2 separate regions of the Homo sapiens genome follow, and region 1 is linked to region 2. The links are chromatin contacts, found by Hi-C or POLR2A ChIA-PET in ENCODE. All regions are on one chromosome and are shown on one strand. The core of a region is the stretch at or near the end of the contact, and the rest is flanking DNA. Distances in the headings are between cores, read along the strand shown.

The links. A loop is a pair of places that touch in the nucleus more often than their neighbours do. ChIA-PET counts read pairs that join two places held with the same protein, here RNA polymerase II (POLR2A). Pooled maps may share reads with other maps.
Region 1: a pooled map shows a loop between it and region 2 (2.3-fold over the local background). The contact joins two enhancer-like sites. A Hi-C loop is called at or near these places in 2 of 50 pooled maps. POLR2A ChIA-PET finds 5 or more read pairs at or near these places in 5 of 52 experiments (BJ, HEK293, K562 and 2 more).

The regions. Positions count from the first base shown.
Region 1 is chr3:23,760,045-23,766,211 of GRCh38, reverse strand. No RefSeq gene overlaps it. Among named protein-coding and RNA genes, the nearest start is that of UBE2E1, 43 kb to the left of the region's middle. RefSeq lists a silencer at 2,897-2,946 and enhancers at 4,692-4,811, 4,912-4,961, 4,546-5,182, 5,183-5,819. Within about 2 kb of position 3,076, at least 11 of the 41 ENCODE cell types and tissues checked have a DNase peak (open chromatin) inside an H3K27ac peak, as active enhancers do.
Region 2 is chr3:23,886,130-23,892,299 of GRCh38, reverse strand. UBE2E1 (ubiquitin conjugating enzyme E2 E1) reads right to left here. Exons shown (of 6, transcript NM_003341.5): 4 at 4,601-4,733; 5 at 3,041-3,188; 6 at 660-1,791. The coding sequence ends at 1,694. It overlaps NKIRAS1 (NFKB inhibitor interacting Ras like 1), which reads left to right. Exons shown (of 5, transcript NM_020345.4): 5 at 1-2,349. Among named protein-coding and RNA genes, the nearest start is that of NKIRAS1, 28 kb to the left of the region's middle. Within about 2 kb of position 2,784, at least 2 of the 41 ENCODE cell types and tissues checked have a DNase peak (open chromatin) inside an H3K27ac peak, as active enhancers do.

The sequences.
Region 1 (6,167 bases), core at 1,827-4,326, 130 kb after region 2:
GCGTGAACCCGGGAGGTGGAGCTTGCAGTGAGCCAAGATTGCGCCACTGAACACTAGCCTGGGTGACACAGCAAGACTCTGTTTCAAAAAATAGAAGAAAGAAGAAGAAAAAGAAAGCTAAAGCTTTACTGATTCTCTGCTTTATGCCAAACGCAGTGTTCATCTTTCATCTGCCTTCTTTCCTGTGTCTCTCCATGTTTTCTCCTTTTCTGTCTCTCTGAGAACACTTGCGATTGGATTTAGGGCCCACCCAGATAATCCAAGATGATCTCATTTCAAGAGCCTTAACTTAATTACATTTGTAAAAATGCTTTTTCCAAATAAGGTCACATTGACAGGTTTCAGGGGTTAAGATGTGGACATGTCTTTTTGGGGCCATAATTCAGCTCACTCCATGAGGCATGGAGCGCTCCTTATTTCCTCTGCCCCGGGAGAAAGGCGATTTGTGCTAAAAAGATAGGTAGACAGAAGGGAGAACTGGAGAACAGGCCTGCTCTATCATTCTTCCTCTAGCTGTTCTTGCTTCCCAGGATTTCTCTTTACTCCCAACTTCATGACCCTCAGCTTTGGACCCCACTGTTATGGGGACGTCTTTCCAGGTTTCACAATTCAAATTCCCAAGTATTCAAAGGTTGCTGGCCTGCCTGAGAAAGTGCTGGTATTAGGTTAGGCGTCTCTCCCTGATCTGATATGTTGGTGTCTTGGAAAGGTGGGAAGGGTGGGTAGCGCCACAAGATTCAAAACCTGTCCTCCAAGCCCTGTTCGTTCAGTGTCTCTAGCGAGCTGGTGGAGCAACAGCCTCCCTTAGAAGGAGCATATTTGAGCAGACCTCTCTTGCACAGGCCCTTGGAGGAGAATGCAATGGAATCCTGGGTTTCACATTGTACCCGAGCCTGTGTTCCATTTATCAAAGTGCCAAACTCCCTGTAAGGTAGTCACACTTTTAAGGGGACATACAGCATGAATCCTGGGGTCATGTTCTAAGGAGGCTCTGGCAATGATTTAATCATAGTAGCAGTCCTATTCGTTGAGCACCACTTTCATTTTCTCGTTTAATTTTTTTTTTTCTAGATGGAGTCTTGCTCTTTCGCCTAGGCTGGAGTGCGGTGGGATGATCTCAGCTCACTGCAACCTCTACCTCCTGAGTTCAAATGTTTCTCCTGCCTCGGCCTCCCGAGTAGCTGGGATTACAGGCTGGCACCACCATGCCTGGCTAATTGTCTTGCTTTTTTTTTTTTTAAGTAGAGATGGGGTTTTGCCACGTTGGTTAGGCTGGTCTGGAACTCCTGACCTCAGGTGATCGCCCGCCTTGGCCTCCCGAAGTGCTGGGATTACTGGCGTAAGCCACTGCGCCTGGCCTTCTCCTTTAATCCTTATAACAATGCTGCAAAGGAGTCCATTCCATGGAGGAGGAAGTCGGGGCTAATAGAGGCTAAATTACTTGCCCAAGGTCACCTGGCTCCTAAGTACAGCACCAATGAGCCCAGTCTTCTCCACTGCAATTGCTCTGTAATGGCTGTTCCCATTCATGCTACACATTAATCACTCCCTATGGAAATCATGTCAGAATTAATTGAAAGCCAAGGGCACTGGGAGAAAAGGGAGGCCTGGATTTTGTGGAGCCCTGATTTGGAATGATAATACACATAAGTACAGGGAAATGGATGTGTGGAGTAAGTGCTGGGGAAACTTACCCATTCCAGCAGAAGCATTTAGCATCTTACATTCTTTTGCACAATCTTTTCTTCTCTATGGTATCACTGAGGATTTGTTGCCTATAAAAATGTGAGGGAAATTAATTAAAAGTATTTATTTTGCCCCAATTAGAGATGAACTATGGGGGGCTCTAGCAGAGAATAGCAAAGACCCCTGTGGAACTATGAGATCCCTGTAAATATTCTGAGATGCAACTACATAGCTTCAGACCCTGGAATGGGAGGGAAACCCCTGCATAGGGAGCAGTAAATTACCAACTTCTCCAGTAAATGAGAAAGTGACTCTGCTGGCCACTGGGAGCGGGGCTGCAGAAGCCCTATGAGGTTTTCTGGAGGAATCCTGCTTCCGTTCCTTCCCATTTCCCAGGTTTGGCTCAACACCGTGATCCATGGTTACTGCGACCCTCAGGAAATTGCTGCTGTGGGAGCCTCCTCTTTTCCCAATCTACCATGCATACTCTTATTAGTCTTCAGACAATAATAATAATAATAATAATAATAATTATTATTATTATTATTATTATTTTGATGGAGTCTCGCTCTGTCGCCCAGGCTGGAGTGCAGTGCGCGATCTCGGCTCACTGCAAGCTCCGCCTCCCGGGTTCATGCCAATCTCCTGCCTCAGCCTCCCCAGTAGCTGGGACTACAGGCGCCTGCCACCATGCCCGGCTAATTTTTGTGTTTTTAGTAGAGACGGGGTTTCACCGTGTTAGCCAGGATGGTCTCCATCTCCTGACCTCGTGATCCGCCCGCCTCGGTCCCCCAAAGTGCTGGGATTACAGGCGTGAGCCACCGCGCCCGGCCTCAAAAATTAATTTTGAAAATAATGATATAATCTTTAAAAGAATTGTATTTCCAGTGGGCAGCACTCGCTTGATACAGAGCAGCAGGGCCATGTAACCTGGCTTCTAAATCATCACCTCTTTGGGTCCGCACGTATTTTTTATTTTTTATTTTTCATGCTTCAAATGCACCTTTGCAGAAGGAGATGAACTGGGGGACATGTTAGCGCCTCCACGGGCCTGCTGAGCTCTGTTGGCTGCGTGTGCTAAAAATAACTGGAGAGGTTAAAAAAATGTTGAAGCAGATTTAGGGGCTCTTCTGGAAAATGAAACACAGAAGCTGGGCCCTGGGTGGTTCTATTTAAAGCCGATCATCATCTCATCCATTCCTGTGGATTTACATGCGAAGACTCTACTCCCCAGCGGCTGGCTGAGGGAAGGAGGGTCTGATCTGCGTTAGGACTCACCTCCTCCCACGACCCTCTGCAAAGCAGCAGCTGTCCAGAGAAAAAGGAGTGCGCTGGGTCTGGCAAGCAGCTCAGTTCTTTCCTTCCACAATTGTCCCTTTGAATTGAGGAAAGCGAAAATAAAGTTTTCAAGGCCAATTTCACAATTTCATCTTCTGTGAAAAGCAAAATCAACGAGGCTATGAAAAATTACAAGCAGTTAAAACACTTTCATGTCGTCTTTCCCAGAGAGAGAGAGAGAGAGAAAGAGAGGAAATCAGACTGCTTTGTTCAAAGCAACGGCCAACTCAAGCCCTTTTTTTTCTTTCTTTCTTTTCCTTTTTTTTTTTTTAAACACATCTGGTCTCAATCTTTATACACCAGTGGACAAAAGCAATTAGACAGCTCTGTTTTCCACGTCATAATAATGGAAGTCATATATTTTCCATGGCTGTCTCATTTGGTTACCCAGCTCTGCAGAAATGGACTAAATGGAATTTAAAATGTGGGTCTTTTCTTGACAGTGTTGTTAGTGACCTGAGGGATAAGTGCTCCAGCATCTTCTAGAACCACCAGAAGTGAAAGAATAGATATTGCAAGTGTAGGCAAATAAACCTCAACGTAATTTACATGCCTGTGGGACAGGCCCTTCACAATCCTGTCTTTCCAACAAGCCCGGGGGGACAGGGATGCCTTTTTAGGATGGGTTCAGATTTGGAACGATCTCTTGACAAATCTGCTAGAGGATGCTAGAGGAGCTTTCATTTAAGGTGAAACTTCCGCTTTCTCATTGTATTGGTGAGAATTCTCTTGGTTGCCAGGGAGAGTCAACCTAACCCAGCCTGAGTAAAACAGAGAATTGGTTCGTATAACTAACCATAAGAAGACGAATCTGGTCAGACTCAACTGATTCCGAGGCTTCTTGCAATGCTATCTTCTTTTCTGCTCCCTCCACCTCTCCCGAGATTAGCAACTCCAAGAAAAGGATTGGCTTGGTATCAACAGTTCCAGCAATAATTCTGTAGTTATTCTCACTAAGTCAGGTGCCCATCCTTAAAATGGCTACAGGCTTGGGTCAGTGGTCCATTCCTGAAGATGAGAGTGGGGTCTGCTCCATCAAACCACAGGACTGAGATTGGGTAGGGCCTGACTCCACGAAAGAAAATTGTGTTTCAGCTTCAAAAGAAGAAGGGATGGATGCAAGATGCCATAGCTAGCCTATGTGGGACCCTTGTGAGTTGGAAACAGGCACCCCCTCCAGGCTGATGCAGACCTATGCCCCCACTTCTTGGGGAGCAGATGGCACCTTTGACCTGCCTTCCTCTGGGCAGAAGAAAACCCACACCTAGGACAGATAGTTGAGTGAGCAGAACTAAAGGTGGATATTGACTCAATTGACTCCTTGGCAGGACAACATTGTGCTGTGTGACAGACACCTGAACACTGTAAGTGGTGGCACTGGTGGGCAGGAAAACCAACATATGTCCTCCACATCCACCCCCAACCATTCTAAAATAGATGCCTTACCCCAAGTTTTCTTGCCTGACGTGCTTAAACTGTGGCTTATTCATTAGAACGTGCACATCAGCCATTTTACAACTAAATGTTTGCTCAAACTTGGGTGTGTGATGTTAACCCATAGAGGGAGCACTGGGATGGAAAAGTCCAGACCTGGGGCCCAGGAGGCCTGGGATTGATTGCAGCTCTGTGTTTACTATGAGGGCATACTTGCTGTAGTCCTGAGGCTTTTTTAGATATCAGCTTCCTCATTTGTAGGATAAGGGGACCCTTCCCAAAATCCTTCCTTCCTACTCAAGGTCCAGATTAGAAGGAGGCCTGTGGTTTGGGGGTCTTTCTTTTCTCCCAGTTTCCCACTGTTTGTGCCAACAAGTATAATTCTACCTCCAGCCCCCTTCCCCCAGCTGGTCTCCTCAGAAGAAGTTGGTGAAGTTGGTGGTTTTACCGCATTTAGTCGGTTTTACCGCATTTAGTTGGTGGTTTTACCGCATTCACAACAAGAAGTTGTGAAGTTGCTGGTTTTACCGCATTTAGTCACATTTGATCACCTCCAGCTCCCCCTTCAGCAGGTTGTAATTTCCCTCCCAAAAGACATTGGTGATACACAAACCCCCTTTTGCCTGTTAGGCAAATTAGCACCCACTCACCAACCTGGGCCCCTGCAGAAGCTGGCTGGGGACAAACACAATGCATTTGAAAGACCTGAAAATGCAAAGCTCAGCAGTGGCTGACTTCTGTCCCGTGAGGGTCAGGCCCTCTCAGCCTGAGCAGAGGGAGGGCCATTAAACAGGGGCATCTGCAGCAGAGGAAGGGACCCTGCCCTGTAAACCCAACGTTTCCTGCTGCAGGGGGCCCCTGCCAGTGCTGAGAATAGACTTACAGGGAAGAAGTATTCTTCATCATCTTATATGCGGGCACTTAACAGCCTCTTTGCATTTGCCAACCACAAATTCTAGCGCCAAGCACAGAACCCCACACATATCCTATCTCCTCTGTTAGTCTATCAGAACCAAATTTCCTTTTAGGTCATTGTGCCTGGCCCCCGCCACTTTGGCCTGCAATAGTGAGGGCAGAGTGACTAGGTTCATCTCTGCCAGAGCTGCTGGGGGAGGGCTTGGGGACCATGTAAAATGTTCTTTGGGGTGAGTTAGTCTGCTTCTATCTTACCACTCACAGTCAAATTGGTCTTCCAAGGCCTAGAGACTCTGAGTGGGGTTAATCAATGCCTATGGGTGCCACTGGGTGCCACTAGTGGAATATTTTGGGGTCCAAACAACCAGTCATACACATAAAAAAGACCTGTTAATAATTTCTGCTTTATCATTCAGTGTCTTTGGGAGTTCAGAGCATACACAGGGAAATATAATAATGCTGATGCCTATATTTATAGAATACCATTCTGTCCTCATAGCGCTTTTATAGCGTGGATAGTTTAGTAGTTAAATGCTTGAAGTAAATCTTGACTCCTCCAAAGACTAAGAAAACTTCAGTACATTACTTAACATCCTGGAGCCTCTGTTTGCTTCTCTGTAAAATGCAAGATAATAACAGCCTTTACCTTTACAAGTCTGGGGAGAGTTAATTGCAGTGGTCTATGTTAAGCTCTCAACACATGGTCAGACATAGAATGATGGTTCAATACATGTTAGTGACTACTTTTTTTTTTTTTTTTTTTTTTTTGAGACAAAGTTTTGCTCTTGTTGCCC
Region 2 (6,170 bases), core at 1,535-4,034:
AAGTATCAAAAATATTGGGCTCTAATTTGATCTGACTTAGATGTCTGAGTTTGTGTTGTTTCTCTAAAGATTTTGGCAAGACTCAAGCAATGTGGCTGACTGTAACTTTATTAATTTAAAAGGTAGGAAGTAAGCTACTTAGTGGTTTCACCTGTGAAATAACTATTTTGACTGAAATGTAAAATAAGCTATTCAACAAAGAACATATTAAAACATCAAGTAATTTGTAACATCTTAAATGGAATACTTTTTTCATGAGCTCTAGTGAAGAACTACTACATATAAAAGACGATACTTACAAATCAGCTATTGCTGCTACAGTATAATTCTTCAAAATTTCTCATCATAAATTCATTTTTTGGTAAAAAAAAATTACCAGACACTAACTCACCCCCTTACCCTTTTCCCCCGGTTATTGAATATTAATCTAGCTTCCCACCCATGCATGTTACATAGATGGACAAATGCTTTCATAATGATTTTTAAATAAGTACCTTCCAGTTTGCTTTGTTTCCTACTAATGCAACTTAGTCTATATTAGTACAAACAGTTACCAATTCTTTTTAAATTCTGTAATGAATGTATGTGTATCCAGATAAGTTTCTCTGAAAGAGACATACAGAAACAGAACTGCTGGGTCAGGACATGTACTGCCAAAATGCCCCCTAAGGCAGGGTACCAATTTATCCATGACGGAACCCATTTCTCATGTACTTGCTACTACAGCATCTGCAAGTCAGAAAATGCTTTTAAAAAGATGCAGTAGGGTTCGTCTTTGAAGCCTAAATGGGGTAGATTATTTAACCTTTTCTAGGATACCTCATCTACAGCTGTGTAAAGTACAGATCCTAATATAGGTAACTAACTAATACCTACTAAATATGCATTATTTTTAGCTTGTTTTAGAAGCAGATACCTATCGATTTCAGAAGAATCTGCGAATGGCAACCAAAAGGCAAAAGAAAAGTAAATGAACACAGCAGTGTTTATTAGGTGGTTTTTAATATTGTTTATTAGCACAGTAACAAATGCAGACTTAAGTAGTCCACAACATAGAACCAATCCACTGAGCAACTCCTATTCCACGCCTTACAGTTAGTTAACAGCTTAAGGTATTTCACTACAGGTTTTCACAAGTCCTGATTCAGACCTTTTTTAAACAAAGTAGATTGGCATATAAAATAAAACGCACTACTCATCTCTTATATGGTGTTTTATAGCCACGTGTCCATTTTATATATATGAGATGACAATCTCTAAAAACTCTGTTAAATATCAATGTTCCCTTCCAAGAAGGGAAAACAAATTCCAATTTTGTTTTAAACAAAAAGTATGTAGTCTTAGAGGGACTTTACATAAATGGCCATATGTGTAACCTGTACCAAATTAAGCTGTTTTAAATTTACAGACTACAAGCAACTGAACCCAAATGTCTAAATGTACATTCTTTTCTGTACTACATTTCAGCTAATATTGCAGAACTAATGACAATTTTAAAAGTTGCTATTACCAATTCTGTCTACTGTAGCAAGATACCTTAAGTTACAACAAAATCTTAGGAAATAAGACTGAATAATATCTGTTATAGAAATACCCTACTCTTTACCAACTCCCACCCTCCCTGACCCCTTCAAAATCATAAGCAGCTCTCTTCTGTGACAGACAAATAATGTAAGAATTGTGAAACCCCAATTTATGTAGCGTATCTCTTGGTCCACTGTCTGGCCATTCTGTCATGTTCTGCTCTGTTGGTCATATACTGAGTGGCAATACTTCCCACCAAGGGGTCGGCTGGAAGAAAAGAATGTAGATTACTTTGGAGAAAGGAAAAGAACATTTTAAACTTTAGCGAATAGTGACAGCTTGGGTAGATACGTACGACAAAGTATGTGTGATCAAACCCATCTTCGAAACACCACTCCACCATGCTGGATATTTTTCCATCAAAATTTCAAAAAAACATAACGTTGGGGGAAGAGGGAATGCTTAGGCTTTAGTGTACTGGTCTGTCTTTATCTTAGTTCATTCCATTTTTCTCCCAACAAACAACACTCAATTGGAGTTTCTTTACTCTTATGTGTTAGGCTGAGTTCAGTAGAGACTGGAACGGTCAAGGCTTCAGACTGCAATGAACATCCAGCTGTGTTCATGTGACCCTTAGCTCAATGTCACCAGTTAACGGCATTGTGAATACTGTGAAGTCTTCGGGGCTGTTGCAGTGCAACACTATTAACCTTTACGCTGGTTAAAGAGCCAGGTTGCCAGGCAAAACCTGGACCTCCAATTAAGTATAGTATTTCTCTGAATCTTAGGATCTTTAATAAATTTATATTTGGTTTACCTAGAAAATATATTTGTCTGTGTGTGTGTATATATATACATATGTGTATATATATATATTTTTTGAGACAGGGTCTCGCTTTGCCACCCAGGCTGGAATGCAGTGCAGTGACATGCTCATGGCTCACTGCAGCTTTGACCTTCTGGGTTCAAACAATCCTGACACCTCAGCCACCCTAGTAGCTGTGACTACAGAAAAATATTTTTTAAATGAAATGAAGTCCCAAAAAAGTCACAATTCAATAGTCACTAAGTATTTAACAACTACCATTTTCAAAATTGAGTGCCATCTCAGTGACCAGCTATGGGACACATGCTCACTGAACCCCAGAGGCACAGGTGAGGCTTGCCAGGCAGATGACTCGACATTTAGAAGTGTCTGATTTGTTTTATAAGAACTCTATGGGAAATTAAGCAACAGGAAAAAAAAAGGAGGAAGAATAATTGAAACTAAAAGCCCAAGGCAAACTTACGTCAGTCTTCAGTTTAAAATACCTTGTTGCTAGAATATACTGATTAATGAAGTTGTGTGTCTCAACTAGTAGACTGAACTTGATTAAAACTTTCTTTTGAAAAGCCGATTAGTTTTTGTATTCACAAACTTGTGCAGAAAAATTAGTTTTGTCCTTTGAAAGCTTTTGGAAACAAGTATTTTTCAGGTAAGGAAGAATAAAACAAGGTAAAGAATTATGAACCTTACCAGGATTACAGTCTGTAAGAAGTGAGCAGATAGAAAGGAGGACTTTAGAAATGGTTAGTGCTGGACTCCAATTATCTTTCAATATGTCCAAGCAAATAACACCTTGACTGTTAATATTACAATGATAGATTCTTGTCCGAAATGTAACCTAAAAAAAACAAGTGACAGACAATATTTAAACAGCAAACAAACTTGTTACTAAATATTCAACTGAATGACCCTTAAGAAGGTGACTAAAAGCAGTTTTAATTAAAGCTGTCAAGAAGATAGACAATAAATTTGATTAGAAAGTGTTCATTGATACCATCTCAGGGACTGTGTCAATTTCATTTAAAATGTTATGTCCACTGACGGTAAGTTCAGTACTTCCTAATTTCATCTTTAGCAATTTTAAATCTTTTAAATATTAACATTTCCAAGTTTGAATAGCTAATTGTTTGCTGACCTCTTGTGTTAGCTGGTAGTACTACACTGCCTCAAAGTAAGCTTTAAAATACTGAGAATCATAAATACCTCTTAAAAACTGAAGTGCAACATAATGGGTACATAAAGATAATTAAACAACATACTTAGCAAACAATGACTACACCCAAAAGGCTGAACAAAATTTGAAGAGAAGTCTATTTCTGCTTTTTTCTGACCGTTACATCAGGTCCTATAGACATCCTGTCTACCTACATCACAGAATTTACTATTATATAATCGAGTGTCCATGGATGCAGAGCCAGTAATGGGCAAGGACCACAGCAGAACACAAGTCACATAAGCTGGTGTTATTTGGGTCTCTTAATTTTTATTTGTGAAATATACCAAAACACAAAGTAAAAATTACCTGTAATTTTACCAATTTTTTAAAAAAGTGACTTTCGATTACTTCTTGTTGCTGCAGTTGTACTTTTATCTGGCAGTCTACCTAATCCCCAAGACGGGGTTTTCTTTCTGACTGAATGAGAATCATAGATTGAGTACAGGAGATGGGTGACTTGGGCAATCCTCACCTGTCCTAGAAAGAAAACTGAGGCCTGGAGGTAAAGGAACAAGACCAAAACATGACAGGGAGCACAACAGAATCCAAAGCTTTGGGAAGAGATTCTGATTCTCTAGTTGTTTGGCCCCCTGACCTGCCCTGCCTTTTTTTGGGGTCTTGCTTTGTTGCCCAGACTGGACTCAAACTCTTGGGCTCAAACAATCCTCCCAAGTAGCTGGACTACAGGTGCACACCACTGCACCTGGCTTGACACCATTTTTAACCTCGAGAAAGGTTCAAAAACATTTCTCTATGGGCTGGAAAACAGGGGATTAATTCTAGGTTGCTGACAATATTACTATAAATAGCACAATTTTAAGCACCATCAAAACAAAGCACTTAATCCTAGAATGGTCTCTGCCAGATAAGGCAAAATCAACCTAAAGAAGTGTTTTGTATATGTTAAAATACTCAGATCTATTAGGACATAAGATAAATCTAGTTTCTGTGATTAAAAATTAAATTTAGAAAAACCTCAACAGTTGCTCTCTTGTGGGAATTAGTAAATTTGAGCATACAGGGAGATTTCTTACCTTTGGAGGCTTGAAGGGATATTCTGGTGTAAAAGTGATATCGAGAAAGAATACACCACCCTCATACACGGATCCTGGAGGCCCTAGAATGGTTGATCTCCATTCATAGATGTTATCGCCTTTGGGACCAGCACTGTGAATAATACGTCAACAAATAAGCAGATGGTGGCACTATCCCAATTTTTACAGTGTATTAAAAGAGATGGAAAGATTACCTCTCTCCTCTCTTTTGTTTACTGTGTGGATTCTCTTTACAAAACAAGTACAGAAACGGATGCAGAACTGCAACAAACCCATAGCCATTGGTCAAGCAAACTGGATGATAAAAGAATGTTAAAACCATTCTAAGCCTACCTAGCTACGAATAAGCAGGAAACTTTCCTCAATTCTCAAAACTCTCCTGGACACGTAGGAAAGTGTAAACAATACTTAAAATGGGAAACACATCTCAGCACCTAGAAGCGAAATTAGTGACAAATGCGAGCAGTTTTTGCTCACAGCTACATCACTTATGACCATTTTAAGCACAGAAGTTTCATTTTCTGACCCACTAACTGGCTCTTCCTTGCTCTTCTATCTCCATAATCTCACCTTTAAAAGAATCTAATAGATGGTTTATAATGTAAAAAGTATGTCCATGTTAGGTGGGAGGAGAATGGTAAGTATCCAGTTACAGGTTATTCAATTTTCATTTCAATGTGTATTCTATAATTGGGTTCTCTAAATACTAATACTTGAGACATTCCTCCAACCCTGTTAGCTGTTATCATAAATCACTGTTACATACACTTGGGTACACCATAATTTGGCCACAATACCATTCTAAAGCATTGTGTTGGCTTCTAGAGTGCCACCGCACCCAGCAAAACTACTCTTTTAAATAAATGTACGATGTGAATTGGATTTATTCACTCACTTACTGAATGCCCATGTACTAGGCAGAGGGTTAAATGTCAGGGGTTTTGATGCTGAACAAGACAAACTCCTTCAAGATGCCCTCTGCTAACTGGTTACAAAGTCTGATGCCTTCATTTAAGAGACAGAAGAGATGAAGAGGGAGGGAATAAAAAGCCTACCCATGGGCCTATACTTTCCCCAAACCCATCACAGGTTTTTCTTTTGGTCTGAAATTTGGTGTGAGAGATGCAACAGGTTAGGGGAATGAGCTTATTACAAAGGAAAAGCAGAGGAGAATACAAGTTGGGGAAGAAAACATGACATGGCAAAAAAGGAGGGAGAAAATATGGGCAACCGAATAGCGGGTAATGGGAAGAACAGGGCCCAAACTGGCCAAGAGGCAGAAAGAGCTCGGACACTGTCCACCTCACAGGAATGTTTTCAGAATTAAGTGAGAGAAAGAAGGAAACTGTAGAGCAACACACCCATGGGTATCTCTCATTAAACGGCAGTGATCACCATTATTATTAATTCTTTAATATCTCTTTGTGATGGGTATTACCAAAAACTATTAAAAACTTGTTTTATTTTTTATTTTTGAAACAGAGTCTTGATCTGCTACCCAGGCTGGAATGCAGTGAGTGGCATGATCTCGGGTCACTGTAGCCTTGAC